Linked DNA regions of Homo sapiens: region 2 is linked to region 1. The links are chromatin loops, found by intact Hi-C in ENCODE. Cell type or tissue: Calu3. All regions are shown on one strand. Links, peaks and the distances in the headings refer to the core of each region. The heading gives the core; the rest is flanking DNA. Region 1 overlaps RNF32-DT (RNF32 divergent transcript). Region 2 has its middle 350 kb from the start of SHH.

What was found. Peaks named below come from ENCODE experiments on the same cell type or tissue, not always from the same donor. Only the 100,000 strongest peaks of a DNase experiment are listed, where the experiment ranks them.
Region 2: a loop joins it to region 1, with 4 times the contacts of the local background. A loop is called at or near these places in 4 of 110 quality-filtered maps.

What each region holds. Positions count from the first base shown.
Region 1 is chr7:156,471,236-156,475,624 of GRCh38, forward strand. RNF32-DT (RNF32 divergent transcript) reads right to left here. Exons shown (of 4, transcript NR_026865.2): 4 at 864-1,476. Among named protein-coding and RNA genes, the nearest start is that of LINC00244, 67 kb to the right of the region's middle. In Calu3, for the core only: a CTCF peak has its summit at 2,423 (motif pointing left); a DNase peak (open chromatin) is centred at 2,446.
Region 2 is chr7:156,158,758-156,163,146 of GRCh38, forward strand. No RefSeq gene overlaps it. Among named protein-coding and RNA genes, the nearest start is that of SHH, 350 kb to the left of the region's middle. In Calu3, for the core only: no CTCF peak of the experiment used is centred there; a DNase peak (open chromatin) is centred at 2,244.

The DNA.
Region 1 (4,389 bases), core at 68-4,067:
TAAGCAAGCCTCCAGGTCGCCGGAATCAAAGACCGAAACCCTTCATCCTGAGGGCTGCAGGATCATGTAGTTGAGATGGAGAACAGTTCAGCACAATGTTCCTTTGAGACTCACCGCTAACACCGAAAGTAAGTGGTTGAGGACAGAGCCAGGCAGTGAGAATACAAGGAATGTCTGGAACCCGTAGCAGTGCCTCTCTGGGCCTCCCCTGCATGTTGAGGAAGACAACAACGCAAGCACCAGCAGCAGAAAATGAGAAAATTGCTTCACAGCACAGGGCCCTTCCTTTCTTCTCTCCTTTGCCTCTGCCCTTTGCTGAGAAAAAGCCTCTTCAGCAATCACTCATTGCTTCCCAGCCCGTAGAGCAAGGACAGGCTACTTGGCTCTCTCCGTCAGAAGCTTTAAAACAAGAACCAAATCCTGAAAGGCCTGAGAAGAAGGAAAAAGCAGAAAAAAAGCTGAAAGCTGACGTGGAATCCCGGTTCCAGGAGCCGCTCTCATTCTGCCAGGCCGGGATGCAGTATGAGCCTCTTTCCATCTGATTTGTCTTTTGTTCCAGTACCTGGCCTATTAAGTGCTTGTGAATGAAGAGAACTGATATTCACTAAATTCCTACTATGTGCCGAGGACTACTCCACGTTCTTTCCATAGCTCATCTTTACCAGTTAGCTCATCTTTACCAGTGGAGGTGAAGAGATGAGGACGCCCAAGGTCAGAAAGCTTGCAGGTGGCTCAGGTTGGCAAGGTTTATAAGCGTGGGGATTGCAGTAGAAGACCTAGCCCGGTACAAGCTTAGAACACACTTCATCAATACTCATCGAATGCTTGAGTCAATACATGTCAAATAATAGAACAAAGGACTTAGTTCTGTTCCCATACTAGGAGAAACATGGGCCTTTATTGCACCTCAATAGGGAGGGGGTTGGAGGGACCAGATATGCATGCTTGAGGCTTTGTGGTGGTGAAGACGTGGCCCCTTCATGAGCAGAGTTAACATGCAGGTGCACTAACATAATACTCCCCCACTGTGGAGACCGTTACGACACATGCCTATGTTCCTTATTCTTGAGGATTTTAAACCTTCGGAAAGACAAACCCATGGGGACATTACGTGCTCATTCACGTCCCTGCCCTGTTTCCAAAAGATCATCATGTTCTGCAGATTCTACTTCCAAAATGTCTTTGAACCTGGCCCACCCAGGGGAACTCCCTTCCTCTGATTCCACTGGTCAGAGCCTCTCACAAATGAACTCATCTCTCCTCACTTATTACTGACTACGATATCCCCATTGCCCGGTACAATGCCTGACACACAATAGGTGCTCATTAAACGTCTTTGGATGAGTGATTGAGGGAACGAAGCCATCTCCTGGTCCTGCGTGCTTTGCCTGTCATTCCATCCTCCTCACCGCTGCAGAGTCCTCTTTCTAAAGCACTCATCTGTCTTGAGAACGGAGGGCTGAGAAATATTCTTCCCTGAGAAAGAAAAGACACTGCTTAATCTCAAAATATATGTTCAGCAAGAGGAATATTTTTATAAAAATAAAGGATAAGCTGAAAGAATGTAAGCAGAAGCTGTAATTTCAGCAGTGGCATTTACCCCGTTTGTTTTAAGCATTGGCAGTGTATATTACCCTGCATTAGCCGCAAGGATAAACAGTGTTTTCAGATTCAAATATGTCAATTACAACATTCCTGGATATTCGGAGGTCTTTTCCTGTTCTATTTCTTACGCTGTTCCTCTCAGAGTTCAAATCAAACCTCCAAAAACTATTTTTTTTTGTTCATTGTGAGCTCAGCGTGGCTAATCTTAATTTTACTACTCTTGTGAAAACATCCAAAACCAAATTTGCCTTGGTAAGAAAAATTCATCATACAAAATGTCATATGTTTTTATTATCTGTTCACATAAAAACAGTATTAGTAAGGTTAGAGGTAAAAAAGTAAATGTAAATCTTAAACATAGTTTCTGAACTGCCTTGTCACTGAGAGTTAAAAATCCTCTAGCAACCTAACCCTTTGCATCTGACATTATTTTTTGTGACTATTCCTCTAGTGAAATAAGTCACTGACACTTTAGTGTAAGTTACTCCTAGTAAATCACTTTTACACAGGTTAAAGGGAAGCACAACAGAAAAACTGTAAGGAAGGTGGTGCAGATATCCAGATTTTGCCCAGGACAGCCTAAGCAGAAAGCTGCTTCCCTCACTTCCCTCCAAAGTCAAGAATTGAGAGGGAAGATGGCCTTCCAATTCCAGCCACTGATGAGAATAAATTCCGGAAAAACATATTAAACATAGCGTTTGACGCTTCTATCCACAGCTGGAAACATTACACAAATTTTAGTGAGCCCTGAATGCCAGCAGCCATAATTCCCAAATTCTTTTTTAAAATAATGAACTAATCCAGGTGAAGGACCTGCGGCTTGGCGCCATCTGGTGCCTGCACAGAGAAAGAACGTTCCATCGAGGCTGCAGTGCTGAGTCCCTTTGTTAGTCCAAGTGGGGAACACTTTTTAAAAACACAACCGTTGTCTTTCATCACAGTAAATCCTAAAGTGCTACTAACAACAAACTCAATCTGAAAATAAACTTGAAAATTATTTATAGTTTTTCCAACAATGATCTTATTTTGAGAGAGAATACATTAAGTTCTGCTAATACCAACCCTGGGCTCTTACAACATAGTGACTTCTACTAACTCTTTCTATGTGCATATGTTTTTTTAAATGATAAAAGCATTTTCCACAGGGGGATGCCAGTGAACTTTCTTTATCATTGAAGTGTACAGCACAAATGAGAACTTTTTCAAACACTGTTCCTAAGGCAACAAGATGCTACTTCCTAAAAGATATATTTAAGGGGCTAAATCTAAAGTTGATTTGAAAATTGGAAAAAAAAAATGAAAATGTTGATTATCCAAAATAATTAGGGAAATAAAACTGCAAAGATCTCAGAGTAGAATATTTTTACTTCTCAAAATATGGGCCTCGTTTCCTAGTTGTATCTGCCTGCAAAGGAACGGAACTAAAAGGCCAAAGCTCAGGGTCAACCCGGCTTCCTCAGCCCTGGTTGGATACATTCATCTGCATGCTCAGAACCAAGCTGACACCCATGAATGGAGATGAGTCACTGCGTTTACAAAGTTGTGGTTAAACATAGAAGGGTTTACTTCGCTTGTTTCATCCTTGCTTCTAATTTCTTCTTGACTTCAGTTCATCGTACAGACAGCCACTGAGTTAACTCTTCTCCAAGCAGTAGTTGGCTTCTGGGATGATGCTGACCCACCATCTTATTTCATCAGTTTTCTCCATGGTTCACCCCATATTCTTCCACACAAACTCAGTATTTCAGCCCGACTGGCACAGGAGGTGGCTTCCAAATACATCATAAACCTTCTCACCTGGTATTCTTCCTTTCTAGAATATTCTCTCCCTTCCTCTCTCATTACCTAAAGCCTCCAGGCTCCCGTTCAAGTCCCATTGTTTCCCTAAACACTTTCTGCAGGGGCTCCAAGTTGTGATCTCTCCACGTTCCTTGGTGCGGATAGTAGATTCTACACATTCATTTGGGAATTTCTGTACAGAATTGACATTTTTATTTTTATTTTTGAATTACACATTATTTTCCCAGCTAGACCATGAGATCATTCAATTTAGGAGCTATTTTATAGGTTTGGACACTAAACATTTTACAGTGTCCAATGATGATAACTAGTACTTGTTGGCAGTTGTTACATAATTGCTATGTTTTAAGTGATTTATCTAAAAACTCTTTAAGGTAGACGCTATTATTCCCTTCACTTTAAAGATGAGGAAACTGAGCAAAAAAGGTAAAGCCATTGAGCGGGAACATGATGGAGCTGGAATCCCACCCAGCTCTGCCTGCTCTGCAACCCACGTCTGCATGGCCATGTGAACCTACACCTCAGCACAGGCTCGAGGAGACGGCAATCAGTGACAGACAGCAGGCTTGTGCATGTTTAACTGAGAAGGCTGAGAGCAGCCAATGCTAATGAACACTTCAAGTCCACCACATCCTCCAGCCACAGCCATGCAGCCACACACCACACACTACTACCACTGTCCACACTCAATCCCTGCGGCTCACCACACACGGAGGGGGGTGCTGGCATGAAGGAGGAAGCATGTCAGGCTTCTCAGCCTCACGTCACCCACTGGCCAGGTGCTAACCTCAGATGACTGACTCCACCTCTCTGACCCTTGGCTTTCTCGTTCCTATAATGGAGCCAATCATGCACTCTGTGCAGGGTTGCTATGAGGGTTACAAGAAACCCATACAAGGAACGTCAGAAGCAATGTCCCCAAGGCAGCTGGTCACTGGCAGTTATCTGTTAGTCTGTACAACAGGTCTGGCATCTCCCTTGAGC
Region 2 (4,389 bases), core at 245-4,244, 310 kb before region 1:
CTTTAATGGACTATACGTTGGGGTATTGGAGCCCTGGACTGGCAAGGACAGTGGCCTTGACGTGTTGGGGGGAATGTTCCTCACGATCATTTCTGTGTGTTAGTGTAGGGGGAGCAAATGTCAGGATGGGGCATAAAATACCTGTGTCATTGTCTAAGGCTGAGTGTCAGGTGAGGCGGAGCCAGGCCTCGGCCCGGCCTCCCTAGATCCCCTCATCTTTCCAGGCCCCCAGCGTGCAGGAGCACCCCTCTCCAAGCTGACTGTGTCCAGTTGCTTTTCCAATCACCGAGTCGGCTTCTATTTGATCACCAGATAAGAATGGGATTAGTACGATTTGGGCTGTTTGAATGATTTTGAACAACCCCAAACAACAACAACCCTGCATGTGGCTTTGAAATAAGCCTTGAATATCATCAGGTGACTGCTGATTACCTGTAGCAACCGCTTATTAACATTGGAAAAGCAAGCCCTCTAGATGCTATCAGCGAGCCTACCGAGGGGATCAGCTGGCTGCCTCACCCTGCCCTTGGCTGGGGTGCTCAGGAGAGATGGCGGGCCCCTGGGAGGACGGAACTCAGGCGCTGCCTGGTTCCGACAGGCAGGTTCTCCAGGAGGCTACAGCTCTTCTTCCCAGGTGTGTGGGCCAAGCGGCCACTCCTGCAGCATGGGGATGGATCATTTGGTTAGACTCTCTGGGGAAGCGGAGCAGGCTGCCTGTGCATGTGCACACGTATGCGAGCATGTGTCTCCCCGAGAACACCAGGCCCACCAGCTATGGCTTCTCCCTCCTTCCACCTTTCTTTGTGACCTTGGGCACTCTTTGATGGCAGATAATTTCCTCTTCCAGTGCGGAATGCCCTGATGTTAAACTATTAGCTAATATCCTGGGCACCCATTCACACATCTGCTGGGCTGAGTTGCGTGGGGAGGCTCAGAGCTGAGGATGTGGGAAGCACCTGAAGCAAGAGCAGACAGGCTGGGGGGACAATGAGGCCCATGGGCCGAGGGGGCATGCCAACACCTGTATGGACATACAGCCCTGGGTGACCCCAGACCATGCATTTCTGTGTTTTCTAAGTGAAAAAAAAAAAAAAAAAAGCCCAACTCACTCTGCAGAAAATTCGCTCTTCTCATAAGGGGCCTTCACCTCTAGGACTTAGCCACACGGTCCCTGAGGGAGACACACTGTGTGATTTGAATAGCATGGAAGGGCTGTAGAGACCCAAAGCCCACCCTGGTCCTGGCCTCGGCTCCCAGACACTCCACAAACATCTCCCAAGCCTGTTGGCCTCACTGAACGTGGGCCCAAACCAGTCATAAGAACACAGCAGGACCCGTGCTTGTCTGGAGGGCTGGGCAGGCAGGGCAGAGGTTTGACGGTGGGCGCCCAAGACGATGTGCCTGGCGATATTTCTCACGTAGCTCCTTCCACATCTCCCTGCCGTGGGGCTCCTTCTTTCCCTGGACTTCTAAGCACTTCAGGCCTTCCCTGGCCACCTTTAGGAAGGATGCAGAAAGTACTACTGAAGTCAACTAAATATCACTTCCATAAATGACGGGGCACAGGTTTCCTGAGGATCCACTTTCCACACTGTGCTTATCCTGTTTCCCGGTTCTCTGCTCCTTTCCAAATTTTGGAGTGACAGCAGCTTGTGAAAAAAACAAGACGGCCGGGATCACCCGTGTAATCCCAGCACTTTGGGAGGCCGAGGTGGGTGGATCACCTGAAGTCAGGAGTTTGAGACCAGCCTGGCCAACATGGCGAAACCCTGTCTCTATTAAAAATACAAAAAATTAGCCGGGCATGGTGGCACATGCCTGTACTACCAGCTACTCGGGAGGCTGAAGCCGGAGAATCACTTGACCTGGGAGGCGGAGCACTGCACTGCACTCCAGCCTGGGCGACAGAGCGAGACTCCATCTCAGAAAGAAGGAAGGAAGGAAGGAAGGAAGGGAGGGAGGGAGGAAGGGAAAAGAAAAGAAAAGAAAAAAGAAGGAAGGAAGGAAGGAAGGAAACAAAACAGTTACAGAACAAGACTTTTCAGAATTTAATTGCCAGGCTGTACGTAGGACTACACGAAGAGCCTCCCTCCTCTTCTGACCCTGGATGTCTCTTAACCATAAAGCAACCTGGGTTTCCCTTTCTCTCTCCTTGTTGCCTTGAGCGACTCCCACCCCTTCACCCACCAGCTGTAATGCGACACCCTCCTCTCCGGCCTTCTTCTAATGCCACGCCCTCCCCGCCCGCCTTCCTCTAATGCCTCGCCCTCCTCGCCAGGCTTCCTCTAATGCCACACCCTCCTCGCCAGCCTTCTTCCCGGCTGCCTCTCCTCCCGCCAGGAATTCTTCAGTGCTTCTGACCCTCACGTGGACCATTTCAACACCTCCCTCCTCGGCACAACAGATTATTTTTAGAAGTAACCACAGATAATCAGCAATAATCTTTACTCCCTTGATTTGTTCTTTAGAGTCAAAGCAAGTAACAATTTTAAAAGAAGAACACATTTTCAAAATGTGGCACATATACACCATGGAATACTATGCAGCCATAAAAAATGATGAGTTCATGTCCTTTGCAGGGACACAGATGAAGCTGGAAACCATCATTCTCAGCAAACTATCGCAAGGACAAAAAAACCAAACACCGCATGTTCTCACTCATAGGTGGGAATTGAACAATGAGAACACATGGACACAGGAAGGGGAACATCACACACCAGGGCCTGTTGTGGGGTGGGGGGAGGGGGGAGGGATAGCATTAGGAGATATTCCTAATGTTAAATGACGAGTTAATGGGTGCAGCACACCAACATGGCACATTTATACATATGTAACTAACCTGCGTGTTGTGCACATGTACCATAAAACTTAAAGTATAATAAAAAAAAATCTATCTTGAAAAAAAAGAACACATTTTCATTTTAAATATATGATTCAAGTTCAGGGAAATATCTCATGTCTGAATAACAATTTGTAATTACCAAACAAAAATATTCTACCTCCACAGGTTTGCCATTTCACTGTTTTAAATTTTAAATGAAATTGAAAACTACAAATGTTTGAAACTCAAGTTTCGTATCTTCGTCTTTCTGATGGGTATGTCATGATTGTTTATTCTGAATTGACTATTTAAATGCAGAAGTTGGAGATGTGACTTCACCCAAAGCCAACTCAAAGGTTCTGAACGATTAAAAACCTGCCCATTGGGTCAGGAGCCCACCTTGTGAAAGGCAATTCTCCAAATTAACTTCCATGTAAATAAAATGATTAATTAAGAATAAGTGATAGCTGGGCACAGTGGCTCACACCTGTAATCCCAGCACTTTGGGAGGCCAAGGCAGGTAGATCACCTGAGGTCGAGAGTTCGAGACCAGCCTGGCCGAGATGGCAAAACCCTGTCTCTACTAAAAATACAAAACAATTAGCTGGGCGTGGTGGTGCGTGCCTATAATCCCAGCTACTTGGGAGGCTGAGGCAAGAAAATCCCTTGAACCCAGGAGGTGGAGGTTACAGTGAGTTGAGATTGCACCACTGCACTCCAGCCTGGGTGACAGAGTGAGACTCCGTCTCAAAAGACAAACAAAAAACAAGAATAAATGACAAAAATGCACTCCTTTGAATCTTACATATATATCACTAAAAGTCAGCAATAACCACAGTAATCGTTTCAAACAAAGGTTCTTTTGTTAGTGGAGGTCTTTAAGTCATTGCCAGTGTTCAGAATTGCAGGCGCACAGTACTAAGGACGGCAGGCTCACTCCCCCTTGGCATTACAGTGATTGTAAATTCTCCACAAACAAGGCACCTATGCCATGCACTGGAGGGGAGGGGAGCACTCCCACCGCCGGCCCATGGCCACTCACCTGGCTGCCACGCTCATCTTCCTGATGCTCGTCTCTGAGCCTTCAAGAAACCACTTTTACCCATCACATCAAATCCAGATTTTACAGCTCCAAGTCAAGAGTTTCCAGCCAGACATCATCCCTCCAAGCACATCTGCTGCTCTCCGCCCTTTGCCCGTGTCCCCCGGGGCAGCCTGTCTCCTTGGCATCCCTCCACCAGCCTTATTCTCTTATTTACCTGAGAAGTCCTCTCATCTCTGCACCTCCCCGACCCTAACTCTGCCTTGTCTTAAGAGACCGTCTCTGTGTCCTTCCTCTGCTCTCTTGTTTCTTTGGACAATCGCTTTGGTAAGTGATTGCATATCTTACATACTATCTGTGTTACAGGTGTATATAAATATTTCCCCTCCATAAAAGGATAGGCACCATCAATATTTATTTTAGATGGTGCACATAACCTAATACACATCTAGATACAAAATAGGTACTTAGGGAACTTAATCCTAATATGTTGAGCCAAAGACATTTGAAGAAAATATGAGCATTT